2 separate regions of the Homo sapiens genome follow, and region 2 is linked to region 1. Evidence: chromatin loops called from intact Hi-C (ENCODE). Cell type or tissue: PC-3. All regions are shown on one strand. Links, peaks and the distances in the headings refer to the core of each region. The heading gives the core; the rest is flanking DNA.

What was found. Peaks named below come from ENCODE experiments on the same cell type or tissue, not always from the same donor. Only the 100,000 strongest peaks of a DNase experiment are listed, where the experiment ranks them.
Region 2: it touches region 1 in a loop (4-fold over the local background); 2 of 110 quality-filtered maps call a loop at or near these places.

What each region holds. Positions count from the first base shown.
Region 1 is chr1:182,213,671-182,222,918 of GRCh38, forward strand. The region is part of intron 2 of LINC01344 (long intergenic non-protein coding RNA 1344); the gene reads right to left. Among named protein-coding and RNA genes, the nearest start is that of LINC01344, 96 kb to the right of the region's middle. In PC-3, for the core only: no CTCF peak of the experiment used is centred there; DNase peaks (open chromatin) are centred at 3,611 and 4,511; H3K27ac peaks cover 3,520 bases.
Region 2 is chr1:182,371,996-182,381,243 of GRCh38, forward strand. GLUL (glutamate-ammonia ligase) reads right to left here. Exons shown (of 7, transcript NM_001033044.4): 7 at 6,103-9,248. Among named protein-coding and RNA genes, the nearest start is that of GLUL, 15 kb to the right of the region's middle. RefSeq lists a silencer at 9,179-9,248. In PC-3, for the core only: no CTCF peak of the experiment used is centred there; a DNase peak (open chromatin) is centred at 5,366; H3K27ac peaks cover 1,411 bases.

The DNA of each region.
Region 1 (9,248 bases), core at 295-8,294:
TGCTCTTGAGGGTGGCCTCAGGTCTAGAGGCTCTAGGGAGCATTCAGGTGTCAGCCCATAGCTGCCCTAAGGGAGAAAGGGCAGGTGGCTACTGCTAACTGTTCCTGGCATGGGTGGCACCCAGATGATGCAGGTTTTTGCTGACTGGGTCCTGACTCTACCCAGCCCTCCAAGACAGCTCAACCCCTCCTCTGAGCTAAGAAGATGCTGCCCTGGATCATGCACCTGGGTTCCCATATGTCCTCTCTGCAGAGAGTGAGCACCCCTTCCCACTGTCCATGGAAGAAGATGTTTCTTCGTGACGGCATGGTAGAGGGAGTGCCGGAAAGGAAAGAATGTCTGCTATACAGTTTGTCTTAAACTAATGCCAGGCGCAGTGGCTCATACCTGTAATCTTAGCACTTTGGGAGGCTGAGGTGGGCGGATCACGAGGTCAGGAGATCAAGACTATCCTGGCTAACATGGTGAAACCCTGTCTCTACTAAAAATACAAAAAATTAGCCGGGCTTGGTGGCATGTGCCTGTAGTCCCAGCTACTCGGGATGCTGAGGTAGGAGAATCGCTTGAAACCAGGAGGCGGAGGTTGCAGTGAGCCAAGATTGTGCCACTGCACATCAGCCTGGGCAACAGAGCGAGACACCATCTCAGGACAAAAAAAAAAAAGAACCTACCCCATAAAACAAAACAGAACAATATTTTAAGCACAATGCCTACTGGTCCGACCAAAATCAAGGGAGCCAATGCCCTGACACTATAAACCTCTATTCATTCAGGAAATGCTAAATTCCTGTCACCTGAGCATTCGGCATCAAGCAGAAAAAACAGGTTTCTGAAATCCTGGAACTTGTCTTTCACTGGTAAGCTATAATTACTCAAATAAATGCCATAATTGAAAACAGAGGTAGACACTGCAAAGAAAAAGTGCAGGGCACAGTAACAGAGCATAATTAGAGAAACTAACTTGGGATTGGAGCAAGTTAGGAAGGAACATTTAACTTGAGACATAGAAGACAAGAAAGAACTATCCAGATGTTGAACATTTCAGACAGCAGGAACAGCTGAGGTAAAAGCCTCATGGTGGAAAAGCAGATAAGAAAGTCTAGTACAGGCTGATTATCCCTTGTCCAAAATATTTGGGACCAGAAGTGTTTCAAATTTAGGGTTTTTTTTTGAATTTTGGAATATCTGCATATCCATAGTAAGTCTAAACACAAAATTCATTTATGTTCCAAGTACACCTTATACACATAGACTGAAGGTAATTTTATACAATATTTTTAATGGTTTTGTGCATGAAACAAACTTTTGACTGTTTTGACTGCAACCCATCATATAAGGTCAAGTGTGGAATTTTCTATTTATGATGTCATGTCAGCATTCAAAATGTTTTGAATTTTGAAGAATTTTGGATTTTGGATTTTAAGGTTAAGGATCCTCGACCTATCTAGCAAAGGCGGGTGGCTGGAGACTGAGGCAGAGCCAGACCACATAGGCCTAACGGATCATGTTGAAGACTTTAGATTTCACTTAAGAGTGAGGTAAGGATATGAAATATATATCTATCTATATATATATACACACACACACACTCACACACACACACACACACACACATATTTCTTTTTGAGACAGAGTCTCAATCTGTGCCCAGGTGTGGTACAATGGTATGATATTGGCTCACTGCAACCTCTGCTTCCCGGGTTCAAGCGATTATTGTGCCTCAGCCTCCCAAGCAGCTTGTATTACAGGCATGCGCCATCATACCTGGCTAATTTTTGTATTTTTAACAGAGATGGGGCTTTATCATGTTTGCCAGGCTGGTCTCGAACTCCTGGACTCAAGTGATCCACTCACCTCCACTTCCCCAAGTGCTGGGATTATAGGCATGAGCCACCACGTCTGGCATGAAAGATTTTTGACTACAGAGTGACCCGTTGTGATTTATATTGTAAAAGATGCCTCAGAACCAAGTGTTTCTGGAGAGGTGCCCCCCAGTTAACACAATGAGGCAACCAATCAATCAAAACATCCTTTAAAAATATTTCACAAGTCTAGCTAATAGGAAGAATGCATCCCTCCCATTCACTGGTCATGAATTAAGCTGTAAAATAATTCAATGTAGGTTCCCAGAGAGAGCTGCAAAATTTGCATTCTAACTCCACTGCCAAAATCAGCAAGGCAGGAACAGTCTTTTAGAAGTATCAGGTCCCAATTGTAAGTGGACAGCCCAAGTGCATATGCAGACAGCATGGTTTTATTACACTAACCAGGAAAAAGAGCTAAACACTAACTACAACAAAACAAAAATTATTGTCCTTGCATGGGACAGCCTCCAAGATTTAATTGGTTGATATCCAATAACTCTTTATGGTAGATGAATCATACAATTTCCTGAGAGTTCATTTAAGTCTAATTCATTATAGTGGCCCATGAGGAAGCCATGCTACTTGGAAGTAGACATTCCACACAAGTCTTACAAATGTTTTTCCCAAGCTGTGATGGCTCAACTTGAAATATTCATGCCATTCTAGCCCAGCAAATTTTGGAGTTTTCATTAAGCATAGATCCTAGCGGGTCACCTGTATTTAGAAGAAGCATGACTTCCTTCCTCATCAGATTATTGGTAGGCTCCTTTATTGCTATAACACATGTCCTTCCACCCACTTATCTAGTTTCCCAAGCATATGCATTTGTCTTTAATTAGCAAAATAGAACAGCTTCCTGGAAGTCTAACTTCAACTCTCAAGTCATACCAAAAATCTAGCTGAACTTATTATATTTATTAAGCATTTAGTTAAGAGTCTGAGAAACATGATATCTATCTATACCTCTAAATATTTTAATTTTTATTGTCAGATTAGCCTGGAATACCAAATACCTGTAAACTTGAACCTCATCACCTTACCATCTCAAATAAATGCCTTTACTATATTTATGTTTTTGTGGAGGGGGTTGGCTTTTATCAAAAATTGTCATGAGAATTCAACTTTTTTGTCCACTCTGAGATTGATATAGAGAACCTTATATCACTTAATACCTCCTCCTCTTAGATAATGAGAATTATTCTATATCAATCCTTCTGTCTCTTTTTCTTTCTTCCTTTTTGTTTCTTTTCCCTTTCTTAATCTTTTTCTATGACAACCATAGTCTTGGTCAAGTTTTATATTTAATCCCAGCTACTGCTTTGCCTCTTATGGTGGCTGGAAATTAGTTTTCTCTTTCTTAATTGTACATCCCCATTTAAAATCTTTATTTCATTAATCTGAATGTTTCCAGTTCATGAAAAAAGTCATTTAAAAACAGGATGCAAACAAATTAAACTAAATATGTTTTTCTTATGTTCTGAAGTATTTATCTGCTTTGGATGGATGGTGAGTTGTGAGCACATACCAGCCAACAGAAGGTTAGGATAAAAGATTTGATCTACAACACTAACACAACAAAACAAAAATGATTGTCCTTGGATGGAATAGACTCCAAAATTTAATTGGTTGATATTCAGTAACTCCTTATGGTGGATGAATCCTACCTTTTCCTGAGAGTTCATTTATGACTAATTCCTTCCAGTGACCCATGAGAAAGCCATACTATTTGGAAGCAGACATTCCATTCAAGTCTTACAAACATTGTATGAGTCCAGCTAACGGAATTCAGAATGATTCGGAGAAGCGCTTTTTATTAACCTACTTAAGACAGGCAGTGTTCTCTCTTCTTCATAGATTTACCTTTGAGGACAGGCACTGGTAAGAGCATTGAAAGAGGAGTCAGGTTACACAGGTTCTAATAGCTGGCCTCTAAATAGCTATTGATCATGGGTAAGTTCTTCCACCTTTCTGGGACTCATTTTCCTCATCTGTAGAAAAACTCAGACTAGAGAAATACGAGGCTGCTTCCAGGTCTACCATCTTATGGTTCTCTAACTTATTCTATAAAAGGTATAGAAGAATGGTTCCTGATCTCAAGAAGTTTAGATTTCTTCAAAGGAGGTAAAATAGCAGCCATGTCCCATTTCTGAAGAATCACAAATGTACAAGTAGATCTGCATATTGAAAGTTGAAGTTTATCAGTCAGGGATGGTGGCTCACACCTGTAATCCCAGCACTTTGGGAGGCCAAGGTGGGTGGATCATTTGAGGTCATGAGTTTGAGACCAGCCTGGCAAACACAGTGAAACCCCAACTCTACTAAAAATACAAAAAAAAAAAAAAAAAAAAAAAAAAAAGAAAGAAAGTTGAAGATTATCAATATGACAATGGGTTGAGGTAAAAATATTTTGCCTTTGTTCTTTTTTTCTTTAGGATAGTCTAATATAATTTGAAAAAAAATAAGATTTCATGAATTAATCACCCTCAGCATTTTTAGATTCAAACAAACAAAAAAACTTCTGTTATTCCTCCTACTGGGTGTGAACTTTCTTGCTAGGAGCATTGTGTCCTGTACACATAGGACAAGGAAGGGCAGGACTGGACAAATATTGATCTGAGTGCTAGTTGAGATGAGCTGTAAAAAGGATTACTCAGAATGGAAATATGTAGTTTGAAAAGTGTAAGGGGAACACACTCATACACTGATCATAGAATTTTAACTCCATATAAACTTATGAAAGGAAGGAGAGCAGTAAACAGCAAAAACCTTAAAAATGTGTGTTATGGGCCAGGCGCGGTGGCTCATGCCTGTAACCCCAGCACTTTGGGAGGCCGAGGTGGGCGGATCACCTTACGTCAGGAGTTCAAGACCAGCCTGGTCAACATGGTGAAACCCCGTCTCTACTAAAAATACAAAAATTAGGACTGGGCTGGCAAGATGGAAGAATACGAACAGCTCTGGTATGCAGCTCCCAGTGAGATCAATGCAGAAGGCGGGTGATTTCTGCATTTCCAACTGAGGTACCTGGCTCATCTCATTCGGACTGGTTAGGCAGTGGGTGCAGCCCACGGAAGGCAAAAAGAAGCAAGGTGGGGCATCACCTCACCTGGGAAGTGCAAGGGTTTGGGGAACTCTCTCCCCTAGCCAAGGGAAGCCATGAGGGACTGTGCCCTGAGGAATGGTACATTCCAGCCCAGATACTATGCTTCTCCTATGGTCTTTGCAATCCGCAGACCAGGAGATTCCCTTGGGTGCCTACGCCATCAGGGCCCTGGGTTTCAAGCACAAAACTGGGCAGCTGTTTGGGCAGACACCAAGCTAGCTGCAGGAGTTGTTTTTTTGTTTTTGTTTTTGTTTTTCACACTCCAGTGGCACCTGGAATGCCAGTGAGCACTGTTCACTCCCCTGGAAAGGGGTCTGAAGCCAGGAAGCCAAGTGGTCTAGCTCAGCGGATCCCACTCCCATGGAGCCCAGCAAGCTAAGATCCACTGACTTGAAATTCTCACTGCCAGCACAGCAGTCTAAAGTCGACCTGGGATGCTCCAGTTTGCTGGAGGAAGGGGCGTCCACCATTACTGAGGCTTGAATAGGCGGTTTTCCCCTCACGGTTTAAACAAAGATGCTGGGAAGTTTGAGCTGGGTGGACCCCACTGCAGCTCAGCAAAGTCACTGTAGCCAGACTGCCTCTAGATTCCTCCTTTCTGGACAGGGCATCTTGAAAAAAAAGGCAGCAGCCCCAGTCAGGGGCTTATAGATAAAACCCCCATCTCCCTGGGACAGAGCACCTTGGGGAAGGGGTAACTGTGGGAGCAGCTTCAGCAGGCTTAACTGTCCCTGCCTGCTGGCTCTGAAGACAGCAGCGGATCTCCCAGCACAGCATTCGAGCTCTATTAAGGGACAGACTGCCACCTCAAGTGGGACCTGGACCCCCGTGCCTCCTGACTGGGACACATCCCAGCAGGGGTCAACAGACACCTCATACAGGAGAGCTCTGGCTGGCGTTTGGGGGGTACCCCTCTGGGATGAAGCTTCTAGAGGAAGGAACAGGCAGCAATCTTTGCTGTTCTGCAGCCTCCGCTGGTGATACCCAGGCAAACAGGATCTGGAGTGGATCTCCAGCAAACTCCAGTGGACCTGTAGCAGAGGGGTCCAACTATTTGAAGGAAAACTAACAAACAGAAAGGAATAGCATCAACATCAAAAAAAAGGATGTCCACTCAGAAACCCCATTCAAAGTTACCAACATCAAAGACAAAAGGTTTTTCCCCAAGAAGAAGGGGAAAAACCAGCACAAAAAGGCTGAAAATTCCAAAAACCAGAACGCCTCTTCTCCTTCAAAGGATCACAACTCCCTGCCAGCAAGGGAGCAAAACTGGACGGAGAATGAGTTTGACAAATAGACAGAAAGAGGCTTCAGAAGGTGGGTAATAACAAACTCCTCTGAGCTAAAGGAGCATGTTCTAACCCAATGCAAGGAAGCTAAGAACCTTGAAAAAAGGTTAGAGGAATTGCTAACTGGAATAACCAGTTTAGTGAAGAACATAAATAACCTGATGGAGCTGAAAACAGAGCACGAGAACTTCATGAAGCATACACAAGTATCAATAGCCAAATCGATCAAGCAGAAGAAAGGATATCAGAGATTGAAGATCAACTTAATGAAATAAAGTATGAAGACAAGATGAGAGAAAAAAGAATGAAAAGGAACAAACAAAACCTCTAAGAAATATGGGACTATGTGAAAAGACCAAACCTATGTTTGATTGGTGTACCTGAAAGTGACGGGGAGAACGGAACCAAGTTGGAAAATGCTCTTCAGGATAGTATCCAGGAGAACTTTCCCAACCTAGAAAGACAGGCCAACATTCAAATTCAGGAAATACAGAGAACACCACAAAGATACTCTTCAAGAAGAGCAACCCCAAGACACGTGATTGTCAGATTCACCAAGATTGAAATGAGGGAAAAATGCTAAGTGCAGCCAGAGAGAAAGGTCGGGTTACCCACAAAGGGAAGCCCATCAGACTAACAGCAGATCTCTCTACAGAAATCCCAGAAGCCAGAAGAGAGTGGGGGACAATATTCAACATTCTTTTGCGGCACTATTCACAATAGCAAAGACTTGGAACCAACCCAAATGTCCAACAATGATAGACTGGATTAAGAAAATGTGGCACATATACACCATGGAATACTATGCAGCCATAAAAAATGATGAGTTCATGTCCTTTGTAGGGACATGGATGAAATTGGAAATCATTATTCTCAGTAAACTATCGCAAGGACAAAAAACCAAACACCACATGTTCTCACTCATAGATGGGAATTGAACAATGAGAACACATGGACACAGCAAGGGGAACATCACACTCTGGGGACTATTGTGGGGTGGGGAAGGGGGGAGGGATAGCATTAGGAGATATACCTAATGCTAAATGACGAGTTAATGGGTGCAGCACACCAGCATGGCACATGTATATATATGTAACTAACCTGCACATTGTGCACATGTACCCTAAAACTTAAAGTATAATAATAAAAAAAAAGAAAAGAATTTTCAACCTAGAATTTCATATGGAGCCAAACTAAGCTTCACAAGTGAAGGAGAAATAAAATCCTTTACAGACAAGCAATGCTGAGAGATTTTGTCACCACCAGGCCTGCCTTATAAGAGCTCCTGAAGGAAGCACTAAACATGGAAAGGAAAAACTGGTACCAGCCACTGTAAAAACATGCCAAATTGTAAAGACCATCGGCACTATGAAGAAACTGCATCAACTAACAGGCAAAATAACCAGCTAGCATCATAATGATGGGATCAAATTCACACATGACAATATTAACCTTAAATGTAAATGGGCTAAATGCACCAATTAAAAGACACAGACTGGCAAATTGGATAAAGAGTCAAGGCCCATCAGTGTGCTGTATTCAGGAACCCCATCTCACAGGCAAAGACACATGTAGGCTCAAAATAAAGGGATGGAGGAATATTTACCAAGCAAATGACAAACATAAAAAAGCAGGGGTTGCAATCCTAGTCTCTGATAAAACAGACTTTAAACCAACAAAGATCAAAAGAGACAAAGAAGGGCATTACATAATGGTAAAGGGATCAATGCAACAAGAAGAACTAACTATCCTAAATATATATGCACCCAATACAGGAACACCCAGATTCATAAAGCGAGTTCTTAGAGACCTAAAAAGAGACTTAGACTCCCACACAATACTAGTGGGAGACTTTAACACCCCACTGTCAATATTAGACAGATCAACAAGACAGAAAATTAACAAGGATATTAAGGACTTGAACTCAGCCCTGGACCAACAGACCTGATAGACATCTACAGAACTCTCCACCCCAAATCAACAGAATATACATTCTTCTCAGCACCACATTGCACTGATTCTAAAATTGACCACATAACTGGAAGTAAAACACTCCTCACCAAATGCAAAAGAACAGAAATCATAAGAGTCTCTCAGACCACAGTGCAATCAAATTAGAAGTCAGGATTAAGAAACTCACTCAAAAATGCACAGCTACATGGAAACTGAACAACCTGCTCCTGAATGACTACTGGGTAAATAACGAAATGAAGGCAGAAATAAGTTCTTTGAAACCAATGAGAACAAAGACACAACGTACCAGAATCTCTGGGATACAGCCAAAGCAGTGTTTAGAGGGAAATTTATAGCACTAAATGCCCACAAGAGAAAGCAAGAAAGATCAAAAATCCACATCCTAACATCACAATTAAAAGAACTAGAGAAGCAAGAGCAAACAAATTCAAAAGCTAGCAGAAGACAAGAAATAACTAAGATCAGAGCAGAACTGAAGGAGATACAGACATGAAAAACCCTTCAAAAAATCAATGAATCCAGGGGTTTGTTTTTTGAAAAGATCAACCAAATAGATAGACCACTAGCCAGACTAATAAAGAAGAAAAGAGAGAAGAATCAAGTAGACACAATAAAAAATGATAAAGGGGAGATCACCACTGATCCCACAGAAATACAAACTACCATCAGAGAATACTATAAACACCTCTATGCAAATAAACCAGAAAATCTAGAAGAAATGGATAAATTCCTGGACACATACACCCTCCCAAGTCTAAACCAGGAAGAAGTTGAATCCCTGAATAGACCAATAGCAAGTTCTGAAATTGAGGCAGTAATTAATAGCCTACCAACCAAAAAAGTCCAGGACCAAACGGATTCACAGCCTAATTCTACCAGAGGTACAAAAAGGAGCTGGTACCATTCCTTCTGAAACTAATCCAAACAATAGAAAAAGAGGGAATCCTCTCTAACTCGTTTTATGAGGCCAGCATCATCCTAATACCAAAACCTGGCAGAGACACAACAAAGAAAGAA
Region 2 (9,248 bases), core at 788-8,787, 160 kb after region 1:
CAAATAATGTCTCCAGACTAACAGATAAGGACAATATTTTATTTTGACATAATGCATCAATTTCAGTAAGACATTTGAAATAAAACCTCTTATGAGCAAACAAAACAAGCTAAAAAAATGAACTGGATAAAGGAAAGTTACATAGATGGTATCTGGTGAAGCAATCACTATTCATAGAACATTGATTCTAACCTGAAAGGAAGACTTTTGAAGTTTTGCAACAGAATGTTCTATTGACCTGTGCCCCCATTCAGCTTTTTGTCATTTACTTGATTGAATAATTTATAATAATGCACTTAATAATCTATCAGTAACTCAAAGAGAGAGAACCAAGGTAAATTCAGAAAGATCACAATGGCCTGAAAAAGATGTACCAAATTAGCAGGATAAAATTTTATGAGGATAAACTTTAGATCCTTATGATGTCCCAAAAATCAAGAGTGCAAGTGGACAGATGCTGGATTTAAGAGCAATGTATCCTTTCTTTCAGGATTTTAATAGGACTGCAAAGGAACAGGTGTGATAAGACTTCAAATAAGTCAGTGACATTTTTATGTTAATTAGAAATTTGGTGTCTTCTGAATAGGCATCTGCTTCTTCTGATGCCTATTCAGAAAAGACCCTGTCTTAACAACAGCAAAAAAGACCTTTCACCAGCCAGCTCAGCTCTCATTCCTGTAGATATTTTTTGGATTATCAATCCGGAGAATAGTTCCCTAAGACTGGTCTTATGGGTGTAACTTCTGAATAGACATTTGCTTAGCCTTAGAGAACTGGCCTTTTAAAGAACTGGGTTGACAATCCAGAGAATATCTAGAGGAATGAGAGCTGAGCTGGCAGGTTAAAGATCTTTTTTTGTTGTTATTGAGACAGGGTCTCACTCTGTCACCCAGGCTGGTGCAATCATGGCTTGCTGCAACCTCAATCTCCTGGGCTCAAGCGATCCTCCCACCTCAGCCTCCTGAGTAGCTGAGACTACAGGTGTGCACCACCTCACCTGGTTAATTTGTTTTTTTTTTATGGAGATGAGGTCTTACTATGTTGCTCAGGCTGGTATCCTCCTGCCTCAGCCTCCCAAAATGCTGGGATTACAAGCATGAGCCACTGTTCCCAGTGAAGGTGAAAGATCTTGAAGTCATGATGAAACAGAAGTAACTGAGAATGTTTAATCTGAAAAAACAAAAAGGACTCAATGGAGATGTGAGTCCTGTCTTCAACTCTCTCAAGGATTGCCATGTGAAAGAAGCATCAGGCTTGGTCTGTATAGTTTCAGAGGGCAAAATAAGGATAATGGCAAATGCTACATAGAGACACATATGACCTCATCATAAAGAAAATCATAAAGCAGTTCATAAATGGAAAGGGCTTCCTTATTATATATTGACCTCCCTGCCTTAGAGGGTTTGAGCATATATTGGATGACCACCTAATAGTGCAGCACTATACAGCAAAAGATTCTTTACAAAAGATTCCTAAACAAACAGAGTGACCTGGAGACAAGAGATTCTTAACCCCAATCCCTGGTTGAGCTTCAGGGAGACTTTAAACACACTGAAATTATATTTAAAGCATATTTTCAAGAGAGAATATTTGTGGCTGTTTTGTTTTAACCAGAGTATCAAAGAGGAGAATAACCCAAAATAAGTTTAGGGTGACTGACCTAGGATGACTTTCAATTCTGAGATTCTAGGATTAAAATTCATACACCAGGCCGGGCATGGTGGCTGTAATTCCAGCACTTTGGGAGGCCGAGGCAGGTGGATCACCTGAGGTCAGGAGTTTGAGACCAGCCTGGCCGACATGGTGAAACCCCATCTCTACTAAAAATACAAAAATCTGTTGGGCGTGGTGGCACGTGCCTGCAATCCCAGCTACTCGGGAGGCTGAGGCAGGAGAATCGCTTGAACCTGCGAGGCGGAGGTTGCAGTGAGCCAAGATTACACCACTGCACTCCAGCCTGGGTAATAAGAGCGAAACTCTGTCCAAAAAAAAAAAAAAATTAACACACCAACATCTTTGAGCACCAACAGCCAATGAAATTTCCATTGAGCATGCACTGGTGGGAAAAGAAGATTCTTTATATGCTTGAAACATTAAATAGTGAGTTATGTTCTTCTGAAATACAGAATAGGAGAAAGGCCTCAGGTCTCCAGGCTCTTTCGTGCTTCCCCATTCACCAGCCTCCAGACTCATATAGTCAGCATGGAGTTGTGATGAAGGCTGGGCAGATGGAGGCAATGTCATTCATGTCTGTTTGCCTTCCACCAAGAACTGTCAGTGCCACACCATGCCAGGCAGCTGCTGCCTCCAATAGGGATTCCTGCAGGATGCTGGCACTCAGCTAGCTCCTCCCAATAGTGTGAGCTGAAGACCTGATGCCCAGCTAAAATGAGGGAAGAAGAACTTTTCAGGTAGCATATCCTGTCCACTAGAGCCCAAGAACATATGAACAGGCAGTAGAAATTACATAGTCTCACTCTGTCTCCAGTCTTGCCTCCATTTTTTTTCTCTTTCCCTTCCACTTCTCCGGTCTTTCTCTCTCCTTCCTAATTCTCTGTTTCTTTGTTCTCCTCCCCATTCCCCTCCCCTTCTGCTGTGACCTCTAAGTTGGCTCAGCATCATTGTTCAAGATGTTGGTTATATAACACGGCTTATGAAAGCAAAAGCAAAATAATATGCTGCCTGCCATGCCAGGTGAAACCCAGCATGAAAAGAAAATACTGGTACGCGGCACTTCTGGGCTTTTTTGGGCTATGAGGAGGATCAGCTGAAGAGAGCTTAGATGTTCCATGTGCACCAAACTTCAGATCTCTCTTGAGACTAACTCACCCAGATTTGGGAGCATTTCAATTTTTTTTTTTTTTTTTTTTTTTTGAGACAGACTCTCACTCTGTCACTCAGGCTGGAGTGCAGTGGCACGATCTCGGCTCACTGCAACCTCCACTTCCTGGGTTCAAGCGATTCTCCTGCCTCAGCCCCCTGAGTAGCTGGGATTGAAGGTGCCTGCCACCACACCTGGCTAATTTTTGTATTTTTAGTAGAGATGAGGTTTCACCATGTTGGCCAGGCTGGTCTCGAACTCTAAGTTGTTTTTAGAGTTCTAAGGTGATCCACCTGCCTCAGCCTCCCAAAGTGCTGGGATTACAGGTGTGAGCTACCACACCCAGCCATTTTTTTTTTCGAGGCACAGTCTCACTCTATTGCCCAGACTGTAGTACAGTGGTGGGATTACAGCTCACTGAAGCCTCCATCTCCCAGGCTGAAGCCATTCTCCTGCCTCAGCCTCCTAAGTAGCTGGGACTACCATACTCGGCCCATTTTTAATTTTTGTAGAGATGGGGTCTCACTATGTTGCCCACGCTGGTCTCAAACTCCTGGGCCTAAGTGATCCTCTCACCTTGGCCTCCCAAAGTGCTTGGATTACAGACATGAACTGCCACACCCAGCCAAGAAGATATTATTAAAGGACTTATGATATTAAAGGAATCAAAGGAAACCAAAACCTTTCTCCCTAGGATAACACTTTAACTTTGACTATTTTCTCAGGGCCAAACTGCTCATTGTGGTAATTTAAAGATAGTTCCACAAATTCTTTGATACCTCTTCCTTCAAGAAATGGAGCTTTCCCTTCCCCTTGAATATGGACGAAATTTAGTGATTCACTTTTAGCAAATGAAGTATGGTAAAAGTAATGGGATGTCCCTTCCAAGATTAGCTTATAAAGGAACTGAGGCTTCTCTCTCTCATTTTCTTCTTTGGATCACTCACTCCGGAAAAAGACATGGCATGGGCAGCGCTATGAAGAGGCCCACATGGCAAGGAACTGAACCCAGTCAGATCTTCAGAGACTGCAGCCCTCACAGTCTGGCTGCAACCTGCTAAGAAACCTCAATGCAAAAGCACTCGGCTAAGTCACTCCCAGATTCCTGATCCTTCAAAATTGTATAAGATAATAAATATTTCTTATTTTAAGCTGCTACATTTTGGGGTAATTTGTTATGCAGCAACAGATAGTACACTTGTGATGCTTTTATTTATTTATTTATTTATTTATTTATTTATTTATTTTTGAGGTGGAGTTTCACTCTTGTTGCCCAGGCTGGAGTGCAATGGCGTGATCTTGGGTCACTGCAACCTCACCTCCCAGGTTCAAGCGATTCTCCTGCCTCAGCCTCCTGAGTAGCTGGGATTACAGGCATGCGCCACCACACCTGGCTAATTTTGTAGTTTTAGTAGACACAGGGTTTCTCCATGTTGGCTAGGCTGGTCTCGAACTCCCGACCTCAGGTGATCTGCCTGCCTCGGCCTCCCAAAATGCTGGGATTACAGGTGTGAGCCACCACACCCAGCCGATGCTTTTAAATGATATATAAACCCTCAGGGTTAGAAAGTGCTGGGCTGAGTTACCTGAGGATGATGGTTATATAGCTTTAGGACTCCTAAAGCACAGAAGCCAGAGCCCTGGAACAGAGAGAAATGGTTCTTCCTAACCTGAAATAAATGTATGCTAAATCATTTTATGATTAAATATTCCTATCACTACTAATATAAAATGCTGCCTCATATGCCCCTCCCTACCCCTCCATGACACCCAAATGCTGTGTTAAAATATGGCCAGGCATGTTGGCTCACACCTGTAATCCCAGCATTTTGGGAGGCTGAGGTGAGCAGATCACCTGAGGTCAGGAGATCAAGACCAGCCTGGCCAACATGGTAAAACCCCGTCTCTACTAAAAATGCAAAAATTAGCTGAGTGTGATGGTGCATACCTGTAATCCCAGCTACTTGGAAAGCTAAGGCAGGAGAATCCCTTGAACCCAGGAGGCAGAGATTACAGTGAGCCGAGATCACGACACTGCACTGCAGCCTGGGCGACAGAGCAATACTCTGTCTCAAAACAAAACAAAACAGCTTGTTCATCTTTTTCCAACTTCTCCAACACTGAATTCAGCTGTGAACCTTGATGACAAATAACCAGTCATAAGTTGGAGGAGCTCTTTTACCCTCTAAGGTAGCACATTTAACCAAAAACTGCTTAACTTCAATATTGGGTGTGATGGTTCACAGCATAAAATTCCAAATTTGGAAGGAATTTTGGGGATGTCATAGCTTATCTCAGGCTGATTTTGTAAAGAATGGTGTCAATTCCTGGAGGAGTGAATCACTTAATGACACAGATAATCTAAGTATATTCCCAACCATCCTCTTCCAAGAGAAGGGAAGAACCTGGAAACTCAGCAGCTTCCAGGACATAGCATTTCAGATGACCACCCCAAAGGCCCTGCATTTGGCATCAGGAAGAGGAGGATATTTCTGAACTAAGTAATTTGGAATTTACTGCAGGAGTGAGGCAGCTCATACACAAACCTTTAATACCTATGATTAATACTATGATTAATAGGCCTCACACCCCAGCCTTCTACCTACTTTCTTTAGCCAGTGACATAGTAGTGACCTTTCTCTGATAATGTAAACAACAAACATTTATTGAAGGCTTCCTTGGCTAAGTGCTATGCCATAGCAGTATTTATATAAAAATGTTAATAGATTGGTAGTTTCTGGATCTTAGGCCCACCTAGGAATGAGCCTGGTGGTAGATTGTTTGAAGAGATGGATCCTCTCTTGCAAAGGAAGCTCTGGAAAAGTGCATTCTCTTACTGTACTGTCTCTCTAAATTTAGCTAATTAGATCACAGGTTCCTTCCCAGAGTCCAGGCAAGTGTTCACTTCTTCCAAAAAACGAAAAAAGGAATCCTTTTCCCTCTCCTCCCACAATGTGATACTACATTTCATTCTGTAGCCTTATTTAAACAGTTACCAAAACAGCTCACAAAATCATTTGAGAATAAACTGGGATACATAGCAATGGGCCCAGGAGTCCCCTTCCTTTTGGTGCTGCCAGTGACAACCTTTAGCTATAAAAGGAGGGTCATAAAGGAGACTTGACCATTCACTTGACCACCCCTCATTCATATGCTTTCCCCAACACACCAAACTAGTGCCTATTTGACCCCCATTTCATTTGATTATTAATTTTTTCACATCTTAAATGCTGATTCAATTTACTGTCAATAGAGGAGTAAAACAGAGTCACAGAGAAGGAGTTATTCTAAACCTTTATTGAAAGGCAAATGCAGAAAGCCTTCAACACAGAGGATAGATTTAGTGACTGAGGGCCCACTGGAGTTTAACTAATAGATCTGCTGACTACGCCGTACAGTGGAGGAAACACGCTGCAATCTCAAGACAATGCAGGTAACTCAATCTGAAATCCATCAAAAAGAGGACAACTTGCTCAGGTACAAGGCCCCTGAAAAGTAACTCATCAAATGACAATAGGAACTGTGTGGACACTCCCTCTGTAACATGCACTAGGATATCACTCTCCTATATTAGAGGAGCTCCAAGCAGTGTATCATGCTCAAATATTTATTAATTGACAGTGTCCGACAACCTCCTGTCCATAAAGCATGGCAGAGTGGGTAATTAATTGGAAAGAGTTGGCAGTAGAACTTTAAGAACAATTATACCTTCTACATCTTACCACTCCCCATTCCTAGTGACAACTTTCTCATCTCGGCGAATTCTCTTGTGTACTGTTTCTGGAACATATATTACTAAATTCCTGTCTCCTTTACAAAATGCTGTATCTTGGGCAAAAGACATATGTATTGTGCTTGTATTGTGTATCTAATGTGTACATATATGCATATTCTCACAAATATGGTATACATTTATATTATGCATGTGTATGGACATATATCTGCATATTGTAAAATGAAATAGAATTTTTTTTTTCTTGAGATGGAGTCACACTCTGTTGCCTAGGCTGGAGTGCAATGGTGCAAGCTTGGCTCACTGCAACCTCCGGCTCTTGGGCTCAAGCGATTCTCCTGCCTCAGCCTGCCACTCGGCAGGGTGGGATTACAGGTGCTCACCACCAAGCCCGGCTAATTTTTGTATTTTTAGTAGAGATGGGGTTTCACCATGGTGGCCAGGCTGGTCTCAAACTCCTGACCTTAAGTGATCTGCCCACTTTGGCCTCCTACAGTGATGGGATTACAGGCTTGAGCCACCATGCCCGGCCTGAAGTAGAATTTTTTTAAATGAACGGTCGGAGATCGAGCTAAAGGCTATAAAATGGCAGGGTTCTAATCAGCTCAGATTGTTTTCAGTAGAAATGTACGCAAAGTCTTTGGAGTTAAATGATGAACTGCCACTTATTTATTTATTTATTTGTTTATTTTTTGATATGTCTCACTCTTTTGCCCAGGCTGGAGTGAAGTGGAGTGATCTTTGCTTACTGTAACCTCTGCCTCCCTGGCTCCAGCGATCCTCCTGCCTCAGCCTCCTGAGTAGCTGGAATTATAGGCACCCACCACCACATCTTGCTAATTTTGGTATTTTTAATAGAGACAAGGTTTCACCATGTTGGCCACGCTGGTCTCGAACTCCTGAACTCAGGTGATCCACCTGCCTTGGCCTCCCAAAGTGCTAGGATTACAGGCTTGAGCCACCACACCCAGCCTAAACTGCCAGTTTACATCAGTTATAATTTTTTTTTGTTTTTTTGAGACAGGGTCTCACTTTGTTGCCCAGACTGGAGGGCAGTGGCACAACCATGGCTCACTGCAGCTTCAAGTAATCTTCCCACCTCAGCCTCCCAGGTAGCTAGGACTACAGGTGCATGCCACCACGCCCAGCTAATTTTTCGTATTTTTTGTAGAGATGGGGTTTTGTCATGTTGCCCAGGCTAGTCTCGAACTTCTGAGCTCAAGTGATCTACCTGCCTCGGCTTTTCAAAGTGCTGGGATTACAGGTATGAGCCACCATGCCCAGCCTCAGTTACAACTTTTTTTTTTTTTTTGAGATGGAGTTTCCCTCTTGTTGCCCAGGCTGGAGTACAATGTTGCAATCTCAGCTCACTGCAACCTCCGCCTTCCAGGTTCAAGCAATTCTCCTGTCTCAGTCTCCCAAGCAGCTGGGATTACAGGCATGTGCCACCACGCCCGGCTAATTTTTTGTATTTAGTAGAGACACAGCTTGTTTCACCATATTGGCCCGGCTGGTCTCAAACTCCCGATCTCAGGTGATCCACCTGCCTCGGCCTCTCAAGGTGCTGGGATTATAGGCATGAGCCACTGTGCCTGGCAGTTATAACTCTTAAAGCAACACAAGGCTCTTGGTAGCCTGATTACAATGAGAATTAATTAAGTACACTATTTTCCACAGTACACTCCCACGAAGTTTTTAGTGCTGCCATAATGTTTGTAGTAAAAAGAATCAACATTTTCAATTTGTTTTTTGGGGTTTTGTTTGTTTTGTTTTGTTTAGGCAAGGTCTTGATCTGTCACCCAGGCTGGAGTGCAGTGGTGCAATCACAATTCACTGCAGCTTCAATTTCCTGGGCTCAAGTCATCCTCCCATCTCAGCCTCCTGATAGCTGAGACTACAGGCGTGCAATTTAAAAAAAAATTATTTTGTGGAGTCTGGACCTCACTACATTGCCTAGAACGGTCTCAAACTCCTGGGCTCAAGAGATCCTCCTGCTGCAGCCTCACAAAGTGTTGGGATCACAGGCGTAAGCCACTTCACCTGGCCTTGATTCTTTTTAAGCTCAATAAAAATGGAACTTTGTCTTGCTGTCATGGCCAGAGTTAAAATACAGTCAAACAACAAAGACCTCATAGAGTTAAAGCTCACAAAACTGATACTTAAAAATAACTTATTAAATAAGTATTGCAGGCACTACAACAGGTCTCAAGATACAGTGGTGAGCAAGAAAAACAGGATCTCTTGCTTTCATGAAGTTCAACTAGAAAGTCCTGTCGAATGATGAGACATCTTTCTTTGGGGCAGCAAGTTACTTTCACTTAGTGGTAAAAGGGCCAAGAATAGTTCAGGAACTTCTCATCCACTTGTCTACCCTTCTACACAGACAGCAGCACAGATCTGGCTTTTTACATGGCCCTAGGCCGGGTGCAGTGGCTCACGCCTGTAATCCCAGCACTTTGGGAGGTGGAGGAGTTCAAGACCAGTTCAAGACCTCACTTTGGGAGATCAGGAGTTCAAGACCAGCCTGGCCAACATGGTGAAACCCCATCTGTACTAAAAATACAAAAATTAGCTGAGCATGGTGGTGCACACCTGTAGTCTCAGCTACTTGGGAGGCTGAGGCAGGAGAATCGCTTGAATCTGGGAGGCAGAAGTTGCAGTGAGCCAAGATTGCGCCACACTATACTCCAGCCT